Linked DNA regions of Homo sapiens: region 1 is linked to region 2. A link is an interaction called in ENCODE POLR2A ChIA-PET data of the cell type or tissue named here. Cell type or tissue: CD4-positive, alpha-beta T cell. All regions are shown on one strand. Links, peaks and the distances in the headings refer to the core of each region. The heading gives the core; the rest is flanking DNA. Region 1 overlaps CEP128 (centrosomal protein 128). Region 2 holds the start of SNORA79 (small nucleolar RNA, H/ACA box 79).

What was found. Peaks named below come from ENCODE experiments on the same cell type or tissue, not always from the same donor. Only the 100,000 strongest peaks of a DNase experiment are listed, where the experiment ranks them.
Region 1: POLR2A ChIA-PET joins it to region 2 with 13 read pairs; 2 of 35 experiments call an interaction of 5 or more read pairs at or near these places.

Annotation. Positions count from the first base shown.
Region 1 is chr14:80,880,907-80,893,521 of GRCh38, forward strand. All of the region lies in intron 8 of CEP128 (centrosomal protein 128), which reads right to left. Among named protein-coding and RNA genes, the nearest start is that of CEP128, 55 kb to the right of the region's middle. In CD4-positive, alpha-beta T cell, for the core only: no CTCF peak of the experiment used is centred there; no DNase peak of the experiment used is centred there.
Region 2 is chr14:81,193,932-81,206,546 of GRCh38, forward strand. It overlaps GTF2A1 (general transcription factor IIA subunit 1), which reads right to left. Exons shown (of 9, transcript NM_015859.4): 3 at 9,969-10,173; 4 at 7,663-7,727; 5 at 3,478-3,553; 6 at 2,177-2,310. It overlaps SNORA79 (small nucleolar RNA, H/ACA box 79), which reads right to left and starts at 8,903; the gene lies at 8,764-8,903. In CD4-positive, alpha-beta T cell, for the core only: no CTCF peak of the experiment used is centred there; a DNase peak (open chromatin) is centred at 6,360.

The DNA.
Region 1 (12,615 bases), core at 1,435-9,434, 310 kb before region 2:
TAATTTCAGTAAAGGATACAAAATCAACACATAGAAATTACTACATTTTTATACACAATTATGTAACTGAAAAAGAAATCAGGAAAACAGTTCCATTTATGATAGCATTAAAAAAAAAACTGAAGCAAGAATAAACCAAACCCAAAATGAGTAGAAAAAATAATAAAGATCAGAGTAGAAATAAATGAAATTGAAATTAAGAAAATACAAAAGATCAATGAAATGAAAAGTTGGTTTTTTGAAAAGATAAATAAAATTGACAAACCTTTAGTCAAACTAAGAAAAAAATAGAGAAGATCCAAATAAATAAAATCAGAGGTGAAAATGGAGACATTACAACTGCTACTGCAGAAATTCAAAGGATCATTAGTGGCTACTATGAGTAACTATATGCCAATATATTGGAAAATCTAAAACACATCTAGAAGAAAACTCCTAGACAGACACAACCTACAAAGATTGAACCATGAGAAAATCCAAAAGCTAAACAGACCAATAACAAGTAAAGAGATAAAAGACGTAACATGTCTTCTAGCAAAGAAAACCCTGAAACCCAATGGCTTCATTATTGAATTCTAGCAAACATTTAAAGAACTAATACTTACCCTATTCAACCTATTCAAAAAAATAGAGTAAGAAGAGTAATAGAGTAATATTGGCCATTTTACAAGAGCAGTATTATCTTAATACCAAAACCAGATAAAGACACATCAAGAAAGGAAACTACAAGCCAATATCCTTGATGAATACTGATGCAAAAACCCTCAACAAAATACTAGCAAGATGAATTCAATAACACATTGAAAAAAGGTCATCAATACCAAGTGGGATTTAGCCCAGAAATGCAAGGATGGCTTAACACATGCAAATTAATCAATGAGATACATCATATAAACAGAATGCAGGACAAAACTATATAAAAACCTTCAAAAAACTGAGTAACCAAGGAATATACCTCAACATAAGAAAAGCCATATACAACAGACTCACAGCAACTATCATCCCAAATGAGGAAACACTGAAAGCCTTTCCTCTAAGATCTGGAACAAGACAAGAATGCCCACTTTCACCACCGTTACTCAACATAGCACTAGAAGTCCTAGCTAGAATAATAAGACAAGATAAAGAAAGGGCATCCAAACAAGCACAGGCAATCAGAGCAAAAATGAACAAACGGTATCACATCAAGTTAAAAAGCTTCTGTACAGCAAAGGAAACAATCAACAAAATGAAGAGACAACCCACAGAATGACAAAAAATATTCATCTGACAATAAATTAATAATCAGAATATATAAGAAGATCAAACAACTCTATCAGAAAAAAAAATCTCATAATCCAATTTAAAATGGGAAAAATAGCTCAATAGACATTTCTCAAAAGAAGGCATACAAATGGCAAGCAGGCATACAAAAAGGTCATCACTGATCATCAGAGAAATACAAATCAAAACTACAAGGAGATATCATCTTACCCCAGTTAAAATGATTTATATCCAAAAGACAGACAATAACAAATGCTGGTGAGGGTATGGAAAAAAAGAGAACCCTCCTACACTGTTCGTGGGAATGTAAATTAGTACAAGTACTATGGAGAATGGTATGAAGGGTCCTCAAAAAACTAAAAACAGAGCTACCACATGATCCAGCAATTCCACTGCTAGGTATAAACCCAAAACAAAGGTAATCAGTGTATCAGACATCTGCATTCCCATGTTTGTTGCAGCACTATTCACAATAGCCAAAATTTGGAAGTAATCTAAGTGTCCATCAACAGATGAATGGATAAAGAAAATGTACTTATACACAACGGAGTACTATTCAGCCATCAAAACAATGGGATTCTGTCATTTCCAACAACATGGATGGAACTGGAGGTCAAATTAGCCAACACAGAGAGGCAAACATCACATGTTCTCACTTATTTGTGGGATCTAAAAATAAAAACAATTGATCTCATGGAGATAAAGAGTACAAGGATGGTTACCAGAGGCTGAAAGGGTAGTGGGAGGATGGGTAAGAGGAAGGGAAGTTTAATGGGTATAAAAAAATACAGTGAATAAGACCTGGTGTTTGATAGCACAAAAAGGTGACTAAGGTCAATAAGAATTTAATTGTACATTTTAAAATAACTAAAAGAGTATAATTGGATTGTTTGTAACACTAAGGATAAACACTTGAGGTAATGGATACTCCATTTACTCTGATGTGATTATTACACATTGCATGCCTATATCAAAACATCTCATGTACCTGTAAGTATATACATGCCTACTACCTACCCGCAAAATTTTAAATAAAAAATTTTTTAAAATAAAATAGAATAAAGGCTGAATCTTTGAGAGTGGGAAAAAACAAAATAAAGGGCATCCAAATTGAAAAGGAAGAAGTCAAATTAATTATCTTTGTTTGCAGATGATATGATCATCTATTTGAAAAAAACCTAAAGACTCCATCAAAAAACTGCTAGAACTGATAAACTCAGTAAAGTTGCAGGATACAAAATCAACATACAAAACTCAGTAGCATTTCTATATGTCAACAGCAAACAAACTGGAAAATAAATCAAGAAGGTAATCCAATTTACAATAGCTAAAGATAAAAATTAAATACTTAGGAATTAACCAAAAAAGTGAAAGATCTCTACAGTGAAAACTATATAAGATTGATGCAAGGAATTAAAGAGAAACCATTAAAAAATGGAAAGATATTCTATGTTAATAGACTAGAAGAATCAATATTGTTAAAATGTCCATACTACCCAAAGCAATCTACAGATTCAATGCAATACCAATGACATTCTTCACTGAAATAGAAAAAAAATCCTAAAATTAATATTGAATTACAAAAGACCCATAATATTCAAAGCTATCCTGAGCAAAAAGAACAAAACTGGAGGAACCACATCACCTGACTTCAAATTATACTACACAGCTATAGTAACCAAAACAGCATAGAACTGGCATAGAAACAGAAACATAGACCAATGAAACAGAATACAAAACCCAGAAGCACATCCATACAATCACAGCAAACTCATTCTAGACCAAGTTGCAAAGAACTTGTATTGGGAAAAGGAACATCTCTTAAATGGTGCTGGGAAAACTGGATATTCATATGCAGAAGTATGAAACTAGATCCCTATCTCTTAACATATACAAAAATCAAATCACATAGATTAAAGACTTAAATCTAAGACCTCACACTATGAAACTATTACAAAGAAACACTGGGGACCAAACTCCCCAGGACATTGGAGTAAGCAAAGATTTCTTGAGTAATAATCCAAAAAGCACAGGCAGCCAAAGCAGAAACGGACAAATGGGATCACATCAAGTTAAAAAGCTTGCACACAGCGAAGTTAGCAATCATCAAAATGAAGAGACGACCCAGAAAATGACAGAAAATTTTGCAAACTATCAACCTGACAAGGGATTAATAACCATTATACAGAGAGCTGTCAAGATGGCTGAATAAGAACAGCTCCAGTCGGCAACTCCCAGAAAGGCCAACACAGAAGGTGGGAGAGTTCTTCATTTCCAACTGAGGTATCAAGTTCATCTCATTGGGACTGGCTAGACAGTGGGTGCAGCCCACAGTGGATGAGCAGAAGTAGGGTGGGGCATTGCCTCACCGGGGAAGTGCAAGGGACTGGCGAACTCCCTCCCCTAGCCAAGGGAAGCCGTGAGGGACTGTGCTGTGAGGGACTGTGCTATCCGGCCCAGACACTATGCTTTTCCCATGGTTTTTGCAGCCCACAGACCAGGAGATTCTCTTGTGTGCCTTCACCACCAGGGCCCTGGGTTTCAAGCACAAAACTGGGCAGCTGTTTGGGCAGACACCGAGCTAGCTGCTGGAGTTTTTCTTTTGTAGCCCAGTGGTGCCTGGAACCCCAGCGAGACAGAACTGTTCACTCCCTTAAAAGGGGGCTGAAGCCAGGGAGCCAAGTGGTCTCACTCAGCGGGTCCCACTCCCACAAAGCCCAGCAAGCTAAGAACCACTGGCTTGAAATTCTTGCTGCCAGCATAGCAGTCTGAAGTCGAACTTGGTGGTGGGAGGGGCATCGCCATTACTGAGGCTAGAGTAGGCAGTTTTCCCCTCATAGTGTTAACCTTGACTGTGAGTAACACCACAGCAAGGCAAAGTACCTGGGGCCAGACTGCCTCTCTAGATTCCTCCTCACTGGGCAGGACATCTCTGAAAGAAAGGCAGCAGCCCCAGTCAGCGGCTTATAGATAAAACTCCCATCTCCCTGAGACACAGCACCTGGGGAAAGGGGTGGCTGTGGGCACAGCTTCAGCAGACTTAAACGTTCCTGCCTGCTGGCTCTGAAGAGAGCAGCATATCTCCTAGAAAAGCACTCGAGCTCTGCTAAGGGACAGACTGCCTCCTCAAGTGGATGCCTGACCCCCGTGCCCTCTGACTGGGAGTCACCTCTCAGCAGGGGTCAACAGACACCTCATACAGGAGAGCTCCGGCTGGCATCAGGTGGGTATCCCTCTGGAACGAAGTTTCCAGAGGAAGAAGCAGGCAACAATATTTGCTGTTCTGCAGCCTCTGCTGGTGATACCCAGGCAAATAGGGTCTAGAGTGGACCTCCAGCAAACTCCAGCAGACCTGCAGAAGAGGGGTCTGACTGTGAGAAGGAAAACTAACAAACAGAAAGCAGTAACATCAACATAACAAAAAGGATGCCCACAGAAAAGCCCCATCCAAAGGCCATCAGCATCAAAGATCAAAGGTAGATAAATCCATGAAGATGAGGAAAAACCAGTGCAAAAATACTGAAAATTCCAAAAACCAGAATGACTCTTGTCCTCCAAATGATCGCAACTCCTCTCCAGCAACGGCACCAAATTGGACAGAGAATGTGTTTGACAAATTGACGGAAGTAGGCTTCAGAAGGTGGGTAACAACAAATTCCTCTAAGCTAAAGGAGAATGTTCTAACCCAATGCAAGGAAGCTAAGAACCTTGATAAAAGGTTATAGGAACTGCTTACTAGAATAACCAGTTTAGAGAAGAACATAAATGACCTGGTGGAGCTGAAGAACACAGCATGAGAACTTCGCGAAGCATAGACAACTATCAATAGCCAAATCAATCAAGCGGAAGAAAGGATATCAGAGATTGAAGATCAACTAAATAAAATAAAGCATGAAGACAAGATTAGAGAAAAAAGAGTGAAAAGGAACAAACAAAGCCTCCAAGGAATATGGGACTATGTGAAAAGACCAAACCTATGTTTCATTGGTGTACCTGAAAGTGATGGGGAGAATGAAACCAAGTTGGGAAACACTCTTCAGGATATTATCCAGGAGAACTTCCCCAACCTAGCAAGACAGGCCAACATTCAGATTCAGAAAATACAGAGAACACCACTAAGATACTCCTCGAGAAGAGCAACCCCAAGACACAAAATTGTCAGATTCTCCAAGGTTGAAATGAAGGAAAAAATGTTAAGAGCAGCCAGAGAGAAAGGTCAAGTTACCTGCAAAGGGAAGCCCATCAGACTACAGCAGATCTCTCAGCAGAAACCCTACAAGCCAAAAGAGAGTGGGGGCCAATATTCAACATTCTTAAAGAAAAGAATTTTCAATCCAGAATTTCATATCCAGCCAAACTAAGCTTCATAACTGAAGGAGAAATAAAATCCTTTACAAACAAGCAAATGCTGAGGGATTTTGTCACCAACAGGTCTGCCTTGCAAGAGCTCCTGAAGGAAGCACTAAATATGGAAAGGAAAAACCAGTACCAGCCACTGCAAAAACATACCAAATTGTAAAGACCATTGACAATAGGAAGAAACCGCATTAACTAACGGGCAAAATAACCAGCTAGCATCATAATGACAGGATCAAATTCACACATAACAATATTAACCTTAAATGTAAATGGGCTAAATGCCCCAATTAAAAGACACAGACTGGCAAATTGGAAAAAGAGTCAAGACCCACTGGTGTACTGTATTCAGGAGACCCATCTCACATGCAAAGACACACATAGGCTCAAAATAAAGGGATGAAGGAATATTTACTAAGCAAATGGAAAGCAAAAAATAAAGCAAGGGTTGCAATCCTAGTCTCTGATAAAACAGACTTTAAAACAAAAAGATCAAAAAAGACAAAGGGCATTACATAAAGGTAAAGGAATCAATGCAACAAGAAGAGCTAACTACCCTAAATATATATGCGCCCAATACAGGAGCATCCAGATTCATAAAGCAAGTACTTAGAGATCTACAAAGAGACTTGGATTCCCACACAATAATAGTGGGAGACTTTAACATCCCACTGTCTACATTAGACAGATCAATGAAACAGAAAATTAACAAGGATATTCAGGACTTGAACTCAGCTCTGGACCAAGTAGACCTAATAGGTATCTACAGAACTCTCCACCCTAAATCAACAGAATATACATTCTTCTTAGCACTGCATAGCACTTATTATAAAATTGACCACATCATAGGAAGTGAAACACTCCTCAGCAAATGCAAAAGAATGGAAATCATAACAAACAGTCTCTCAGACCACAGTGCAATCACATTAGAACTCAGGATTAAGAAATTCTCTCAAAACTGCACAACTACATGGAAACTGAACAATCTACCCCTGAATGACTACTAGGTAAATAACAAAATTAAGGCAGAAATCAAGAAGTTCTTTGAAACCAATGAGAACAAAGACACAACGTACCAGAATGTCTGGGATACAGCTAAAGCAGTGTTTAGAGGGAAATTTAAAGTACTAAATGCCCACATCAGAAAGTGCAAAAGACCTAAAATCGATACCCTAACATCATAATTAAAAGAACTAGAGAAGTAAGGGCAAAAGAATTCAAAAGCTAGGAGAAGACAAGAAATAACTAAGATCAGAGCAGAACTGAAGGAGATAGAGACACAAAAAAACCTTCGAAAAATCAAGGAATTCAGGAGCTGGTTTTTTGAAAAAATTAGCAAAACAGATAGACTGCTAGCCAGACTAATAAAGAAGAAAAGAGAGATGAATCAAATAGACACAATAAGAAATGATAAAAGGGGTATCACCACTGATCCCACAGAAATACACACTACCATCAGAGAATACTATAAATACCTCTATGTAAATATACCAGAAAATCTAGAAGAAATGGATAAATTCCTGGACACAAACACCCTCCCAAGACTAAACCAGGAAGAAGTTGAATCCCTGAATAGACCAATAACAAGTTTGGAAATTGAAGCAGTAATTAATAGCCTACCAACCAAAAAAAGCCCAGGACCAGACCGATTTACAGTCGAATTCTACCAGAGGTACAAAGAGGAGCTGGTATCATTCCTTCTGAAACTATTCCAAACAATAGAAAAAAGGGGGACTCCTTCCTAACTCATTTTATGAGGCCAGCATCATCCTGATACCAAAACCTGGCAGAAACACAACAAAAAAAGAAAATTTCAGGCCAATATCCCTGATGAACGTTGATGCGAAAATCCTCAGTAAAATACTGGCAAACCAAACCCAGCAGCACATCAAAATGCTTATCCACCACGATCAAGTTAGCTTCATCGCTGGAATGCAAGGCTGGTTCAACATACGCAAATCAATAAACATAATCCATCACATAAACAAAACCAATGACAAAAACCACATGATTATCTCAATAGATGCAGAAAAGGCCTTTGACAAAATTCAACAGCGCTTCATGCTAAAAACACTCAAGAAACTAGGTATTGAGGGAACATATCTCAAAATAATAAGACCTATTTTTGACAAACCCATACCCATATCATACTGAATTGGCAAAAGCTGGTAGCATTCCCTTTGAAAACCAGCACAAGACAAGGATGCCCTCTCTCTCCACTCCTATTCAACATAGTATTGGAAGTTCTGGCCAGGGCAATCAGGCAAGAGAAATAAATAAAGGGCATTCAAATAGGAAGAGAGGAAGTCAAATTGTCTCCGTTTGCAGAGGACATGATTTTATATTTAGAAAACCCCATTTTCTCAGCCCCAAAATTCCTTAAGCTGATAAGCAACTTCAGCAAAGTCTCAGGATACAAAATCAATGGGCAAAAATCACAAGCATTCCTATACACCAATAATAGACAAACAGGGAGCCAAATCATGAGTGAACTCCCATTCACATGTGCTACAAAGAAAATAAAATACCTAGGAATACAACTTATAAGGGACATGAAGAACCTCTTCAAGGAGAACTACACCCACTGCTCAAGGAAATAAGAGAGGACACAAACAAATGGATAAACATTCCATCCTCATGGACATGAAGAATCAATATCATGAAAATGGCAATACTGCCCAAAGTAATTTATAGATTCAATGCTATTCCCATCAAGCTACCATTGACTTTCTTCACAGAATTAGAAAAACTACTTTAAATTTCATATGGAACCAAAAAAGAGCCTGCATAGCCAAACAATCCTAAGCAGAAAGAACAAAGCTGGAGGCATGACTCTACCTGACTTCGAACTATACTACAAGGCTACAGTAACCAAAACAGCATGGTACTGGTACCAAAACAGATATACAGACCAATGGAACAGAACAGAGGCTGCAGGAATAACACCACACATCTACAACCATCTGATCTTTAACAAATCTGACAAAAACAAGAAATGGAGAAAGGATTTCCTATTTAATAAATGGTGCTGGGAAAACTGGCTACCATATGCAGAAAACTAAAACTGAACCCCTTCCTTACACCTTATATAAAAATTAACTCAAGATGGATTAAAGACTTAAACATAAATCCTAAAATCAAAAAACCCTGGGAGAAAACACAGCCAATACCTTTCAGGACTTAGGCATGGGTAAAGACTTCATGACTAAAACACCAAAAGCAATGGCAACAAAAGCCAAAATAGACAAATAGGATCTAATTAAACTAAAGAGCTTCTGCACAGTAAAAGAAGTTATCATCAGAGTGAACAGGCAACCTACAGAATGGGAGAAAATTTTTGCAATCTATCCATCTGACAAAGAGCTAATGTCCAGAATCTACAAGGAACTTAAACATATTTACAAGAAAAAAACAAACAACCCCACCAAAAAACTGGGCAAAGGATATGAACAGACACCTCTCAAAAGAAGGCATTTATGTGGTCAACAATCATGTGAAAAAAAGCTCACCATCACTGGTCATTAGAGAATGCAAAGCAAAACCACAGTGAGATACCATCTCACGCCAGTTAGAATGGTGATCATTAAAAGGTCAGGAAATAACAGATGCTGGCAACAATGTGGAGAAATAGGAACATTTTACACTGTTGGTGGGAGTGTAAATTAGTTCAACCTTTGTGGAAGACAGTGTGGCAATTCCTCAAGGATCTAGAACCAGAAATAACATTTGACCCAGCAACCCCATTACTGGGTGTATACCCAAAGAATTATAAATCATTCTACTATAAAGACACATGCACATGTATGTTTATTGCAGCACTATTCACAATAGCAAAGACTGGGAACCAACCCAAATGCCCATCAATGATAGACTGGATAAAGAAAATGTGGCACATATACACCATGGAATACTATCCAGTCATTTAAAAAAATGAGTTCTTGTCCTTTGCAGGGACATGGATGAAGCTGGAAACCATCATTCTCAGCAAACTAACACAGGAACAGAAAACCAAACACCATATGTTCTCACTCATAAGTAGGAGCTGAACAATGAGAACACATGGACACAGAGAGGAGAACATCACACACTGGGGCCTGTTGCAGGGTGAGGGGCAAGCAGAGGGAGAGCATTAGGACAAATACCTAATGCATGCGGGGCTTAAAACCTAGATGATGGGTTGATGGGTGCAGCAAACCACCATGGTGCATGTATACCTATGTAACAAACCTGCATGTTCTGCACATGTATCACAGATCTTAAAGTTTAATTAAAAATAAAAATAAAAACAAAATAACCATTATTCATAAGGAGCTCAAACAACTCTATAGGAAAAGATCTAATAATCTTATTTTTAAATCGGCAAAAGAAACAGGCATTTCTCAGAAGGAGACACACAAACGGCAAACAGGTATACAAAAAGGTGCTCAAGATCAATGAGCATCAGAGAAATGCAAATCAAAACTACAATGAGACATCACCTCACCCCAGTTAAAATAGCTTTTATCCAAAAGACAGGCAATAAGTAACAAATGTTGGCAAGGGTGTGGAAAAAAGAGAACTCTCCCACACTGTTGATGGGAATGTAAATTAGTGTAAGCACTATTTTGAGAACAGTATGGAGGATCCTCAAAAAACTAAAAACAGAGCTACCACATGATCCAGCAATCCCACTGCTAGGTATATACCCAAAACAAAGGAAGTCAGCATATTAAAAATATATCTGCACCCCCACATTTATTGCAGCACTATCCACAATAGCCAAGATTTGGAAACAATCTAAGTGTCCATTGACAGAAGAATAAATAAAGAAAATGTGGTGTTTATACACAATGGAGTACTATTCAGCCAAAAAAAAGATGAGGTCCTGTGATTTGCAAAAACATGAATAGAACTTGAGGCCATTATGTTAAGTGAAATAAGCCAGGCACAGAAAGAAAAACAATACATGTAGGAGCTAAAAATTAAGACAGTCAAATTCACAGAGAGTACAAGGATTGATTACCAAAGGCTGAGAAGGATAGTTGGAAGGGTGAGGAGGAGATGGAATGGTTACTAGGTGCAAAAAAAAAAAAAAAAATAGCTGGAAAGAATAAATAAAACCAAGTATTTGACAGCACTACCATAGTCAATATGAATTTAATTGTACATTTTAAAATAACTAAAAGAGTATAATTGAATTGTTTGTAACAAAGAATAAATGCTTGAGGTGATAGATACTCCCATTTACCCTGATGTGATTATTATATATTGCATGCCTGAATAAAAATATTTCACGAAATATGTATATTTCATGTTTTAAAAATTAAAAAACAGCTGAAGAATAAATTTAACAAAGGTGAAAATCCTGTACACAGAAAACTATAAGACACTGATGAAAGAAATTGAAGACAAAATAATGAAAAAATAAATGAAAAGATATTCCATCCTCATGAATCAGAAGAATTAATATTCTTAAATTATCCATACTACCCAAAGCAAAATATAGGTTTGACATAATCCATATCAAAATCCTAATGGCATTCCTCACAGGAAAAAAAAAAAATCCTAAAATTTGTATGGAAACATAAAGACCCTAAAACAATTCCAAGAATGAAAAACAAAGTTGGAGGAATTATACTTCCTGATTTAAAATTATATAACAAAGCTATAGTAATCAAAACAGTGTGGTACTGGCATAAAAACAGACACATACACCAATAGAACAGAACAGAAAACCTAGAAACAAACCCAAACAGATATGGTCAACTAATTTTTGACAGGGGCACCAATAGGATACAATGAGGAAAGAAGAGTCTCTTCAATAAATGGTGCTAAGAAAACTGGAATTTCACACACAAAAGAATCTGAACCTTATACCATACATAAAGATAAGTTCAAAATGGATAAAAGACCTAAATGTAAGACCAGGAACTATAAAATTCCTATAAGAGAACATAGTGGAAAATCTCCTGGACACTGACGTTGGCAATGATTTTTGCGTATCAAACCAAAAGCTCAGGCCACAAAAGCAAAAATAAATAAATGGCACTACTTCAAACTAAAAAGGCTCTATACAGCAAAAGATATAATCAACAAAATGAAATAGCAGCCTACAAATTGAGAAAAATATTGGCAAACAATATATCTGATGAGGTTAATACCCAAAATTTACAAAGAACTCATACAACTCAATAGTAGAAAAACAAATAATCCAATTTTTTTAAACAGGCAAAGAATCTAAATAGACATTTCTCCATAGAAGACAAAAATCACCAACAGCTATATCAAAAGGTATTTAACATAATTAATCATCAGGGAAATGCAAATCAAAACCACTATGAGATACCACATCACAGCTGCAAAGGTGGCTATTATTTTAAAAAGTCAAAAAATAACAAATGTTGACAAGAGTATACAGAAAGAGTAATTAAAAATAGAACTACCATATGACCCAGTGATCCCTCTGCTGAGCATATACCCAAAGGAAATAAAATCATCACCTTGTAAAGATTCTGCATTCCTATGTTCATTGCATCATTACTCACAATAGCCAAGATATGGAAACAACCTAAGTGTCTGTTGATAGACAAATGAATAAAGAAACTGTGGTACATATATACAATGAAATATTACTCAGCCTTAAAAAAGAATGAGATCTTTTCATTTACCACAACATGGCTAGGTCTGGAGGACATTATGCTAAGTGAAATAAGCCAGACACAGAAAGAAAAATATTGCATGATCTCACTAATTAAATATGGAATCTACAAAAAGAAATCAAATATACAGAGAGAGAGAACAAAACAGTGGTTACCAGGGACAGAGAGGGTAGAGGGGATGAAATGGGAAGATGCAGGTCAGAGGATACAAAGTAGCTGATATGTAGGATGAACAAGTCTAGAGATCTAAAGTATAACATGAGAACTACAGATAATAAAACTGTACTATATATGGGATTCATGCTAAGTAAGTACATTTTAGCTGTTCTTGCCACAAACCAAAACAAAAAAAAAAAAT
Region 2 (12,615 bases), core at 2,323-10,322:
CAACTCAAAAACACAGCAGATGTAGTACAAATATGACACAGTGTTATGGGAACACAAGAGAGTGTACCAAATTCAACTTAGGGGACAAAGCATGATCAAATATTACTTATATTATTAGTAAGTAGTTTCTGTTTGTGCTTAAAGGCAGCGGTCCCCAACCCCTGTTAGAAACTGGGCTGCACAGCAGGAGGTGAGTGGTGGATGAGCCAGCATCACCACCTGAACTCTGCTTCCTGTCAGATCAGCAGCAGCATGAGATTCTCATAGGAGCAGGAACCCTACTGTGAACTGCACATGCAAGGATGGAGGTTGTGCACTCCTTATGCCTGATGACCTGAATTAAAAGTTTCACCCCGAAACCATCCCTGCTGCCCAGTACATGGAAAAATTGTCTTCTGCAAAAACCAGTCCCTGGTGTCAAAAAGCTAAGAGACTGCTGCTTTAAGGAGATTAGCCAGGTTTTTCTATTTGTTTGGGGGAAGTGCAGGGAGTTGCCAGACGGCATTCTTAAGAGAAGTGTAACATCAAGTGAAACCCAGAAGTGACAGCAGTACATAATTTTGGAAAGATGTAAATAAACTGGATTAATAGTACTGCTCTGATCTTGTCTCTATCATAATACTATTTTACTGACATTTAAAAAAGAGACAGACACATAAACATATAAAGTACATAAGTTCCTCAAGAAAATAACCATTCCTCTTTCATTTTAGTGCCACAGCACAAGAATATAACACAAGTAGATCCAAGTGTTTATTTTGATGTAAATGCAGCTAAAGAAAATAACTGGGAGCATGGCAAGAAATAAACCTGGAGAGTTCAAAGAAACAAGATCCACAAAAAGATTTTATAAACCATGTTGAGTTGTTTAGGCTCTTCTCAGTAGGCAATGAAAAGCTGTTAAAAGTTTTAGGATTTTTAGAAAGATAGGCCAGGCACAGTGGCTCACGCCCATAATCCCAGCACTTTGGGAGGCAAAAGCGGGCAGATCACCTGAAGTCAGGAGTTCAAGTCCAACCTAGACATGGTGAAACTCTGTCTCTATTAAAAATACAAAAATTAGCTGGGCACAGTGGTGCGTGCCACTAATCCCAGCTACTCAGGAGGCTGAGGCAGGAGAATCACTTGAACCCAGGAGGCGGGAGTTGCAGTGAGCTGAGATTGCGCCATTGCACTCCACCCTAGGTGACAGAGACTCTGTCTCAAAAAAAAAAAAAAAAAAAGATGACTATAAATCAGCCAGGTTAGGAGGGCAAAAGATGAGAGGCAGAGAAACCATTAAGAAGACAATGCAGCATTTTAGTGACAAATCATGGACAGTATGAACTAAGGAAATGAAAAAAGAGGCTGAGAAAAAAACAGTGTCAAACATATTAAGGGACTGCAACCATGGCAAAACTGCAGTTAAAGAAAAAAAAAAGGCCGGGCGCAGTGGCTCACACCTGTAATCCCAGCACTTTGGGAGGCCGAGGCGGGTGGATCACAAGGTAAGGAGATAGAAACCATCCTAGCTAACACGGTGAAACCCCATCTCTACTAAAAATACAAAAGTTAGCCAAGTGTGGTGGTGGGCGCCTGTAGTCCCAGCTACTTGGGAGGCTGAGGCAGGAGAATGGCATGAACCCAGCAAGCAGAGGTTGCAGTGAGCTGAGATCGCGCCACTGCACTCCAGCCTGGGTGAAAGAGCAAGACTCTGTCTCGAAAAAAAAAAAAAAAAGAAAAGAAAAACTATTAACAAGAATTGGTAGGGCTTGATACCTTGGGTATTAGAGGTAAGGAAAAGGGAGGATTCTACACACCCACTTCCAGTAAGCATCATAAAACTAGAGTCATGTCTGTGTCATTCACTCCTAAATCCCCTGACCCTTGTGAATACCCCGAGACTCAGTAACTGCTTATTGAATAAAGGCTGAATGACCAGCTTAGGAAGCTGGAAGGAGAGTGCTGCCACCTTCGAGGGGATGATGAAGGATGGGCAGAGACAACAGTAATTGTTTAATACATGTTTAATACATGCTGAATCTAAGTTAAGCTGTATACAGGAGAAATTTGAAACAACTGGGTCTGTAGCACTGAAAAAGAGTCTTTTGTGCATATAAGGAGAGGGAAACTACCCAGGGAATACATACAGAATAAAACAGAACCCCATACTGATCATAATAGAAGATTATTTTACCTGCTGTATAACAGGAGCTTGTACTCCACCAGGCTGCATTTGTGGTATAACCTGTTGTTGTAGAACCACTGACTGCTGAGGCTGAAAGATATATTGGGCACCATTGGCTGCTCTGACCACCTGAAGAAGCTGGCCTAAAGCAAAAAGCATGCATTCCGAGTTATCATTTTAGCAGTGACCATCTCAAAAGAAATGAATTCATATTTAATTTCATACCACCAAAGGCACAAGAAATTATCAAGAAAACTAACAATTTTATTAAAGGTTGTCATTCATACACAGTATGCATAATCCTCCCCTTCTCTGACTTCTCGCCATGTTCAAATACATTCCTTAAAATGTTTTATTTTTCATATTTACATCCTCATTCAGCTATTTCCAACAAGGTTTTAACAACAGATTATGAGACTTGACTAAAGCTTACATTATCTTTGCTAACCTTAGGAGTGAAGAAAGAGCAGTAAGATCAGACACTTCGGGAGCTGTTCATTTTTAAAGCTTTAAAGGAACAAAAGCTTAATAGCTCATTTAATATCTTGAACCAAACAAAGCACCAAAGAACTTTGCTTCAAAATTGGTAAAAGCAATAAAAGTTCACAGAACCAGTTATCATCATTGTCATACAATTCACACAGAATCAAATTCCCCCAATATGTTCCTTTAGACAACCCAGAATCTTGAATTGATTAAAAAGCAAATTACATCTTATTAAAATATGTAGCAAGACAAGCCCCTAATTTCACAAATTTACAAATTAACAAAAATAACATACACAGAATAGAAAATAAATAATAACTATATAATCAAGATTATAGGGAACACTTAAAATCCATGTAAATAAATTTTTCAAGCACCAATATGCCAAAACACATGAGCTAGACATTGGTCTTTTGTCAATGAAGAGATACTATGTATAATAATAGCATACAATAAATTTGCTCTTAATATGCTCTAGGAATTACTTTGATATCACAAGTTCAAAGAAGTTTAATACTCACTTGGCATGTTAAATGTGTTCAGTAAAAAACTAAGTAAGCATTTTTATATAATCATACTTCAATAATAGGGTTATCATGCACAGATCAAAGGTTCAAGTACAATTTTCATCTTCTTTACTGTATCCTCAACAACGATTACAGTTATATGTGTTACAGCCCTCAAATAAAGTTATTTTAATAACCTAAACCAAATGGTAAAAGAAATATTAGTATTTTCTGTCTTTCAAAGAAGACAAAACCTAAGGGCTAGATAGTACAATTTTCTGAATTACATTTTAAAATGGTTCCATCATTCCTAATTACCTGAATTTGTTAATATCTGCTGAACAGGAGTCACACCTGCAGGGAGTGCTAAGGTAGCAGCTGTAGCAGCAGCACTCTGAAAAAAACAAAGAAAAAATATCAAAACCACATACATGTATAATACTGTTTCTCTCTAGCATATTTTAATAGTGTATGAAACTTTTTGTTTAGAATATACCAAAATTTAAAAAATCTAGTAAGGCTAAATCCCATTTTATAAAATGGTACAAGACTGACCAACCTAGCCTCCAACCTACTAAATTATTTTAAGCAGTTAAATACAACAATATAATTGGGTTTTTTCCCCTAGAGAAGGTGCTCTAAGTAAATCTCACAGGTACTGCAGTTTTTTTTTCCTTCTTGTCCCATCAATCTTCTTTAAGGTACCAAGCCTTCCTATACTCAATCTAACCTACACATTTTTAGACAATACCCACATTAACAATGCTGTACAATATATGAAATGGCTATTTCATTATTGCTTCCTTTCCCACTGTTTCCTTATCCCCATTTCCTTGAGATAAAAGTATAATTATCTACTTTTTAGAATTCTTAACTTTTAAAATTTCTACTAAAATCAACAGATATCTATAAAGAACACTGTATCAGAAGACTTCACTGGGAGTACAGCTGACAATTCTTCTAAGATGTCATATTAGCAAAGAAAAAAGGGACATACTGGCATTATATTCTAGGTGAAACATGCATTAATAACAGATTAATACAAAAAATCTGTAAATCTTAAGAAAAGTCACACCAGGCAGACTGGCTCACGCCTGTAATCCCAGCACTTTAGGAGGCCCACGTGGGCAGATCGCTTGAGCTCAGGAGTTTGAGACCAGCCTGGGCAATATGGTGAAATCCCATTTCTACAAAAAATACAAAAATTAGCTGAGCAGGGTGGTGCACACCTGTAGTCCCAGCTACTTGGGAGGGTGAGGTGGGAGGATGGCTTGAACCTGAAGGTGGAGGTTGCAGTGAGCCGAGATTGTGCCACTGCACTCCAGCCTGGGCAATAGTCACAAACTTTAGTTTCAACATTTTGAAATCAAGTTAGTATGTGACACTTAAGTTATAAAGATATAGACGGGATTATATTATGAATTTCTTTAAATCCAGGACAAATTCTTGACTTCCTGGAGAGTTCTGGAGAGTTTTCTCCTCCTGTCCTCCCGCAAAGAATTATGCCATTCTCTGGTTTTTTATTCTGCACTTTAAGTATTTTCCTGTATCCCGCTATAGCTACACATTTTGGTAGTTTTTTCCCTCTCTTTTCAATCTTCTTTAGCTACCAACCATTCATACATTCAATCTAACCTATACAGTTTTAGAACTACCCATATCTGAAAAAGCTTAAAAAAATAAATATAACTGCTTTGGAAATGCTAGTGTCAGAGAAGTCAACAAACTTAGAAAATTATTAAACTGAGTTAATAGTTCAACTACTGTCTAGTCTGGGCTCTAGGTACATAGCTTTCCAAGAAAATACACTTGTTGCCACTTGACAAACCTAAGTAATTTCTACATCTTGGGCCTGAAATTCCCACTGTGTCTCCAGAATTTAACTATAGCCCACCCGGGTGATTCGTATTTAAGTTGGATACTCAATTACCCAATTTAAAATAAAACTTGGCTATATAAGCAAATTAAAGGTTATCTAAGTTTAAGGAAAATATTAACCACCACATACTATTAAGAAATATTTAAAAAGAAAAAAACAAAAATATTTAGAAATATTAAGTGCCTATAATTCATATTTTGAAAGACAGCAATTCTCCCTCTACCAGCAAACTGACATAGTAGTTTCCATATAGAATACACGACCCAATAACTACCTGCACACCCTCCACAAATTCAAGCTGCATAACATATATTTGCTGAGTCATGTACCATACACTAACCACCTTATACTTAATAACTATTAAAATTTCTTCTTGTATTCCACAAAACAGCCCAAACACAAATAATGCATTAGACCAATCATTTCATAAAAAAGAACCGAAAACAATGGTTTTCTAGAAGTTCCCTGAAATAGCCTTCTACTATATTATCTCACGTTTTTATGATTAGTTCATTTCTAATGCAAACAGAGCCATTAGAAAGAACAAATATATTTTTGCTATTTCTAAATCAGAATAATGCAAACCCACAAAAACCTAAAACACTTTTATTGGTACAGAGCCTATACTGATTATGTTCAGAAATACATGAAGGAAACACTGACTAAAAACAACAAAGTAAAATGTAAAATATACAGAAATGTTAAATCAATTTTCCTGAGTAACTGACCTATGATTTGTTTAAATACATATGCTCTTTAGAATAAAGGAGACTTAACCAGTAAGTAAGAGATGGACCACTAATTTTTATCCCAGAAATAACTTACTAATTCAAAATTCTCTTCCACAACATTTAAAATTCTTTTAGAGGGGCCTACCACAAGAGACTCTGCCAAAATTTGTTTTAAAATAATGTGAGTTATTCCCTAGGATATAGTCTTAATAACATCAACTACAATAAGCAACATATAGTGAGACTTTTTTTTTTTTAAGGGTGGAGGTTAAAAAAAATTGGGGCCTTAGACTTAAAATGGAGTTTTTTCCAATAAAAAATCTTGTGAGAAATAACAGGCATGAAATTTTTTATTTTCATGTAAACGAAAAGATTCTAGAAACTGCAACTACAAGTACAAACAGAGATCCTCGATATTTGTGAATTTAAAAACTGCAATTTCTACTATCATGTAGAAACTTTCAATTCTGCCACAGTATGAATTTGTGAGGCTGGTAATGTGTAGGAGGAAGTCATCTGTCTAGTGGGTAAGCCCTTCTTATCTGGCTTATAAACCACAAATGAACTTTGTGATTCAGTATCACTCACAAAGTAGAACTCATCTTTTCATACACTGCTTTTTGGTTTAAAAAAAAACTTGAGGCTGGGCGTGGTGGCTCACACCTGTAATCCTAACACTTCAGGAGGCCGAGGTGGGCAGATCGCTTGAGGTGAGGAGTTGGGCGACCAGCCTGGCCAACATGGTGAAACCCTGTCTCTACTAAAAGTACAAAAAAATTAGCCAGGTGTGGTGACATACACCTGTACTCCCAGCTACTCAGGAGGCTGAGGTGGGAGGATCACTTGAACCTAGGAGGCGGAGGTTGCAGTTAGCCAAGATCACACCACTGCACTCCAGCCTGGGTGACAGGGTAAGACTCCATCTTCAAAAAAAAAAAAAAACTTGAACGGAGGGAAAAAAAAATCTCATTTCTAGTACTAACTAGTTACATAGGTTAAAAGATCTTTTTACAAATATTGATTCTTTCACCTTTAAATAAAAGTTTTGGCTGAAGAATGAAATGTAAGAGCTGAGTCACCACTCAATGAAATCAACAGTCTGTATATTTTAAACAGAATAAAGAAAAACCATTTATAAGGAAGTATTGAACTACTCTAATCTGACTATATTTTAATGTTTTATCCAAAAAAAAAAAAAAAACAAAAAACAACTTCAAGGATATAGGTAAAGATTTTCTAAGGATCTGAAGAGGTTCTTTCAAGTTTACAGTTAACCTATACTACATTTGTTGAGAAATATTATATGTCTGAAATGTAATTTGAAAATATGAGTGAGGACTTGTAAAGTTTAGTGGATAGTCCTCAGAAATATAAAAATTCTAATATAACTCAGCTGGTTAAAATGTATTCTGTGGTAATTTACACACTATAATGACTTATTAGACTATACTATGGTTAAGTCAGAGTAATATTTTTAAATGCTTGATTTTAAAAATAGTTATACTGAACTATCCAGTCTATCTTCATTTTTTAAAAGTTCACAATTCTTAGCCTTCCCACCCTCTTGCAATTACTAGGTCTCCTGAAACAGAACCATACTTGGCATTATAAGCTTGGTAGGTACCCTAAAACTTTTTCGGAAATAGTAGGGAATGGAATAACTCTCACAAAGCACCATTCTTTTGGTATTCTTAAACAATTCCGTAATTTTATGAACCTTAATGTCTAGGTACCAAGCTAAACTTCAGATCCAATATTCAGGAAACTAAAACAGCTGTTTTGCTTGAGTCTTCAATAAACTTCAAGTAGTTAATATAGGACATATATAGGCATAATTACAATGTGGGTTAGAATTAAGTACAGCCAATCAAACTGCTACATTCTGAGTCTTACCATGTTTGATGCATTCATATGCTGTATCAACTTAGAATCTGGAACAATAACTTGTGGTGCTGTGGCTACAAAAAAACAAGCGAACATGCAAACAAGGAACCATGAGGCTATTTTATAATCACAAGAACACTTTACATACAATGATGAAAACTTTTTTCATGTTTTTCATGTTTTCTGCACTCAAATGCTTTCAATCATTTCATCTCAGGACATTATAAATGTATATGGCAAATAACAGCTGTGATATACCCACCCTATACTAGAAAACATTAAAAAATATTTAAGCCCAGGCGTGGTGGCTCACACCTGTAATTACAGCACTTTGGGAGGCCAAGGCGGGTGGATCACTTGAGGTCAGGAGTTCAAGACCAGACTGGCCAATATGGTGAAACCCCATCTCTACTAAAAATACAAAAAAATTAGTTGGGTGTCAGGCTGAGGCATGAGAATCACTTGAACTCCGGAACTGGAGGTTGCAGTAAGCTGAGATCACGCCACTGCACTCTAACATGGGTGACAAGGTTCCATATCAAAAAAAAAAAATTAAGTGGCAATTCCTAAGGATGCAAGGGAATTTAGGAACATGAAGTAGTGAGTTACCTTAACATCTAAACATAAATAGTTCTATGCATTCTTAAGTAAACTGGACATTTTCAAACATAATTTTGTCTTAACTCAAGGTTAACTGTTTTACTGATACAATGATACCACTGTTACAATGAGTTACTAATCCAATAAAAGTAAGCTCAAAAAGTTGTGACTAGTTTTTGAAATCTACATAGTCCTTTTCTTCCAAATATGACAGCTGACAGACTCATGCCACTTTCATCAGCTGTTTAAAAAATACAAATCAGCCGGGTGCAGGGATGCATGCCTGTAGTCCCAGCAACTCAGGAGGCTAAGGTGGGAGGATCACTTGAGCCCAGGAGTTCTGGGCTGTATGTGCTATGCTGATCAGGTGTCCAAATAAGTTCGGCATCAATATGGTGGCCTCCTGAAAGCAGGGGACCACCAGGTTGCCTGAAGAGTGGTAAACCGGCAAAAGTCGGAAAAAATACAAATCAGAAATAATGGCAATGTTACTTAAGCGTAAAAGGAATTACATGTTTGATTCCGCAAATTTCAGAGAACAGATAACTCCATTATCCTAATATTCTCTGAGTGAAGAAAATCAAATTTTAATTTATGATGACCTAAAATCCTAATGCCAGGTCTGAAGGCAACAGGAAGAACAGTCATCAAAAAAGAATAAAAGGATAAAATTATTTGATACAAAGTACACATTAAAATTAGGTATGAAAAGTACCACTAGATATCAACAGTAAAATAACCCAAATACTCTTCTACTGTGTGTCATTACCAATTTTAAGACACATATATATACTGTCAAATGAGGCAAATGAGTAACTAAATGATATTAAAATGAACTTTTCATTTACTTCTAGTGTCCTCTCCCATAAAAGCAGATGCACTGAATTAGAATGCTCAGGAAGTTTTATAACTGAATAGATGTTTGTCATGAGAGAAAATACAGATCAAGTTTCTTAGCCTTTTCTGGGCTCAGATTTTCCTCAGCTGTAAAACTGAGCCAAGGGCTATTTTACAAAGCCCTTATAAGATGCCAGTGAAACAGTATCTATAAAATGACTTGCAGAGTACAAGGCACTATGGACACAGTCTATGAATATTTGCTTTTTCTTAGCTTTAATCCAAGTAATATAAATTAAGATATGTTATATATCCACTCTTAACTTAAAATAAATCTAATTCAGTCCATTTAGGCTTACATAAATTCCTATGGAGCTGAATTTTCAGATTGCCAAAGTATACAAAAAACTCCAGAATGTAAGATATATTTTAAAAACTAATCTGAAACATGTCTTTGAAAGAACATGTTTTATAGAGAAAGCAAATAACTATTGTACCATATAAAATAATAAATCCCTTAGTAAATAAACCTTTTAGATTTAACTTAGGAAATCCATCACTATATAGCCTTTTCAAAACAAAATATTAATATAACTTCTCTGAATATCTTAGGCTTTCAATTAGTAAATTACTTGTCTACCATTACTCTACAGATACAACCTACATTGTATACAAATTTATATACATTTACATACACATCCCTCAGCCAAGAGAAAGGGGGGAAAAAGCCCGAAATCAACAGAGGGGTTTTTGTTTATTTTTAGGTTCTCCATGTGCCCCTTAAAAGACAAGATCCAAAAAATGCAGAATATTTCTCTTCTTTCATAATGACAAACTTAATTTCCAAGTCATAAGTAGGAAAACAAGTCCAGTCTCACCTTGCTGTGATGCAGGAATAAGAACCTGCTGGGTCTGCGCTTGCTGAGGTACTGTCTGCTGAGGCTGAGCTTGCTGATGATGGTGATGGTGGTGATGCTGCTGCTGCTGGGGTTGATGCTGCTGTTGAACTTGCAGTAGAAGCTGCTGCTCTTCTGAATGAAATCCATCTACTGCCCTGGACTGCATTAGTTTGTTTTCCCATAACTAAGGCAAAGAACATTAAAGATTTCTAAGTGAAAAATAACTCTGGACAGATGAATACAACAGTTTTATTAATCTCTTTATAAAGTTATTCCATTTTAAAAACTGATACAGACACAGAAATACAACAAATCTGTAATTCTAACCCAAGTGAAACAATAACAAAAACAAAATTTTAAAGTATCAAACCTCATTTTTGCCACATCAGAGTACTGAAGATTTTGTTTCTTTTTTTTATCTTCCAATGAACTTTCTATAGTAATTCCTTAATCAGCAGTTATTATTAAGCGATGAGTTTCATACAAGCAACTTCTTTAGTAATCAAAGATTATCCTTTATAATAGCAAAACCATTACTAAACTATTTTTATATGGAACTTTTTCCTTATAAAAATAGAAAATACAAAATTTTCTGCAACATATAAAACATAAATTCTTAAATAACATACAAAACATAAATTCATTTACAACAGTGAGATACATAGATGCAATCCCCCAAAGAAGAAAAGCCTAACTTTCCATCTGTCCAATCCTACATAAAGAAAAAGAACCGGCAACGCCCGAAGGTCTTAGTAGTTATCCCAACTCTCCACACTTCTTGAAATGTCCTTCCTTCTTCCATTACGCCAATTGACAATCCTTTTCTGTTTAGCCATTTCTATTTTCTCATTTCACCTTAGGTTCTATGATGGGAAAAATCATAATGGACAAAAAGAAAGAAAAGAAAAGAAAACATGTGCAACGATTTCATTCTTCTACCTAACACATTTCCTCTCTACCAGGTTTAGTGTTCAATCTAGAGCCTTTACCTTTTAAGAAACTGGCCAAAAAGTCACAAACTATTCCCTGAAAATACAGATAAAACTTCATTTGGTCATTCTGTACACAAGGATCTACACATACTTTGTCTTCTCCTCCAGGATTTGCTCTTGGCATATTGCCTAATTGACCTGAAGCTTCTATCAGATCCTTCAAGAACTTCCCTTTGCCATACTCACAGAGAGTTTCTTTATTTTTTTATTTTTTTTTTTAATTTAAGAAATAGTGACAAGATCTCACTATGTTGCCCAGGCTGGTCTCGAACTCCTGGGCTCAAGCAATCTGCTCGCCTTGGCCTCCCAAAGAGCTGAGATTATAGGCGTGAGCCACCATGCCTGGTCATACTCACAGAGATTTTTTATAATCTTCTGACCCTTCCAATCATTCCAGACATTCTAGATTTGTTGTCATGATGCTAGTAACAGTTCCACTAAATCTCTAATGGCTTACTGAGAAAGCAAATGTTAAGGTCAATTTCCTAGGGAATCTTACTGGCAGGCCCAGTATTTAGACTTACCTGAAGTCTATTCTTAGAGAGATGGTAACAAGATCTATCTCACTGGTTGTTGAGAGGATTAAATGACATATCTATGTAAAACAATTATCAGTGTTACATAAAGTTGGTGATCAAAATATATTATTATTGGTGGCAGTGGTGGTGGCATTAACTGTTTAACAGAGCCTTACACCAGAAGTCAGGAACCCAGTTAGTCCTGGTTTGGCCATTTATGTAACCTGATCATTTATCTTTCTTAGGCATCTTCTTCACCCAAAAGGGGAACCAACTGAATAAGATTACTTCTAAACTCACTTCCAGTGAATAAATTTAAGTCTCTGCTAATCCCAGGCGAAAGACAGCGCTTCTTCCCGTAGTAACAAGCACTACTTTCTGAGATCCCATGTTGTGTCTGATTCATCTCTGTAAAGTAGGCATCTAGAATAGCGCACCATCAAAATAGACACTCACATGCTAAATAAAACACATTATGACTAATGTATTATATATAGTAAGGCTTCCAAACACTCTGTTATCACCCAAACCTTCTACATCTTCTCCTCTCTTCCAAAACAAAACAAAGCCTGTTTCTTGTGAGCCAAAAATCAAGGTGAAAAAAAGTCTTATTAATGTTTTGTTTAAAAAGTTTTTGAAATCATAATTTTCTAAATTTTATGCTTCACTTTTACCACCTCCAACTGGTTTACCCACAGCAATCTCGACCCATCACTTCTACGAAGCTCCTATGATAATGGTAAACATTAATGAATACACATCATGTGTGGCTAAGTACTGGGCACCATGACTCACCTAGACTCCCATGTAAACGACCTAGGAGTCAGAATCTACCCCAACAGCCCACCATTATTGTCTATTCTGATTCAGTGTTCCAATGCATCTCTATGACATGGCCCTGGTCCTTTCTGCCCAGCAGTACTGCAAACAGTAGTAATGTAGTGACTCAACTCTTGAGTTTCCTGCATCAAGTCATACAGTCCACAAATAATTATGTCCTATATGCCAAACACTGTTACAGGCATTGAGAAGATACAGTGAACAAACCTGAGAAAAATGCTCGACCTTACAGAGCAGACATTCCAGCGGACACTTGCCCTTCCAATCTATCCTCTA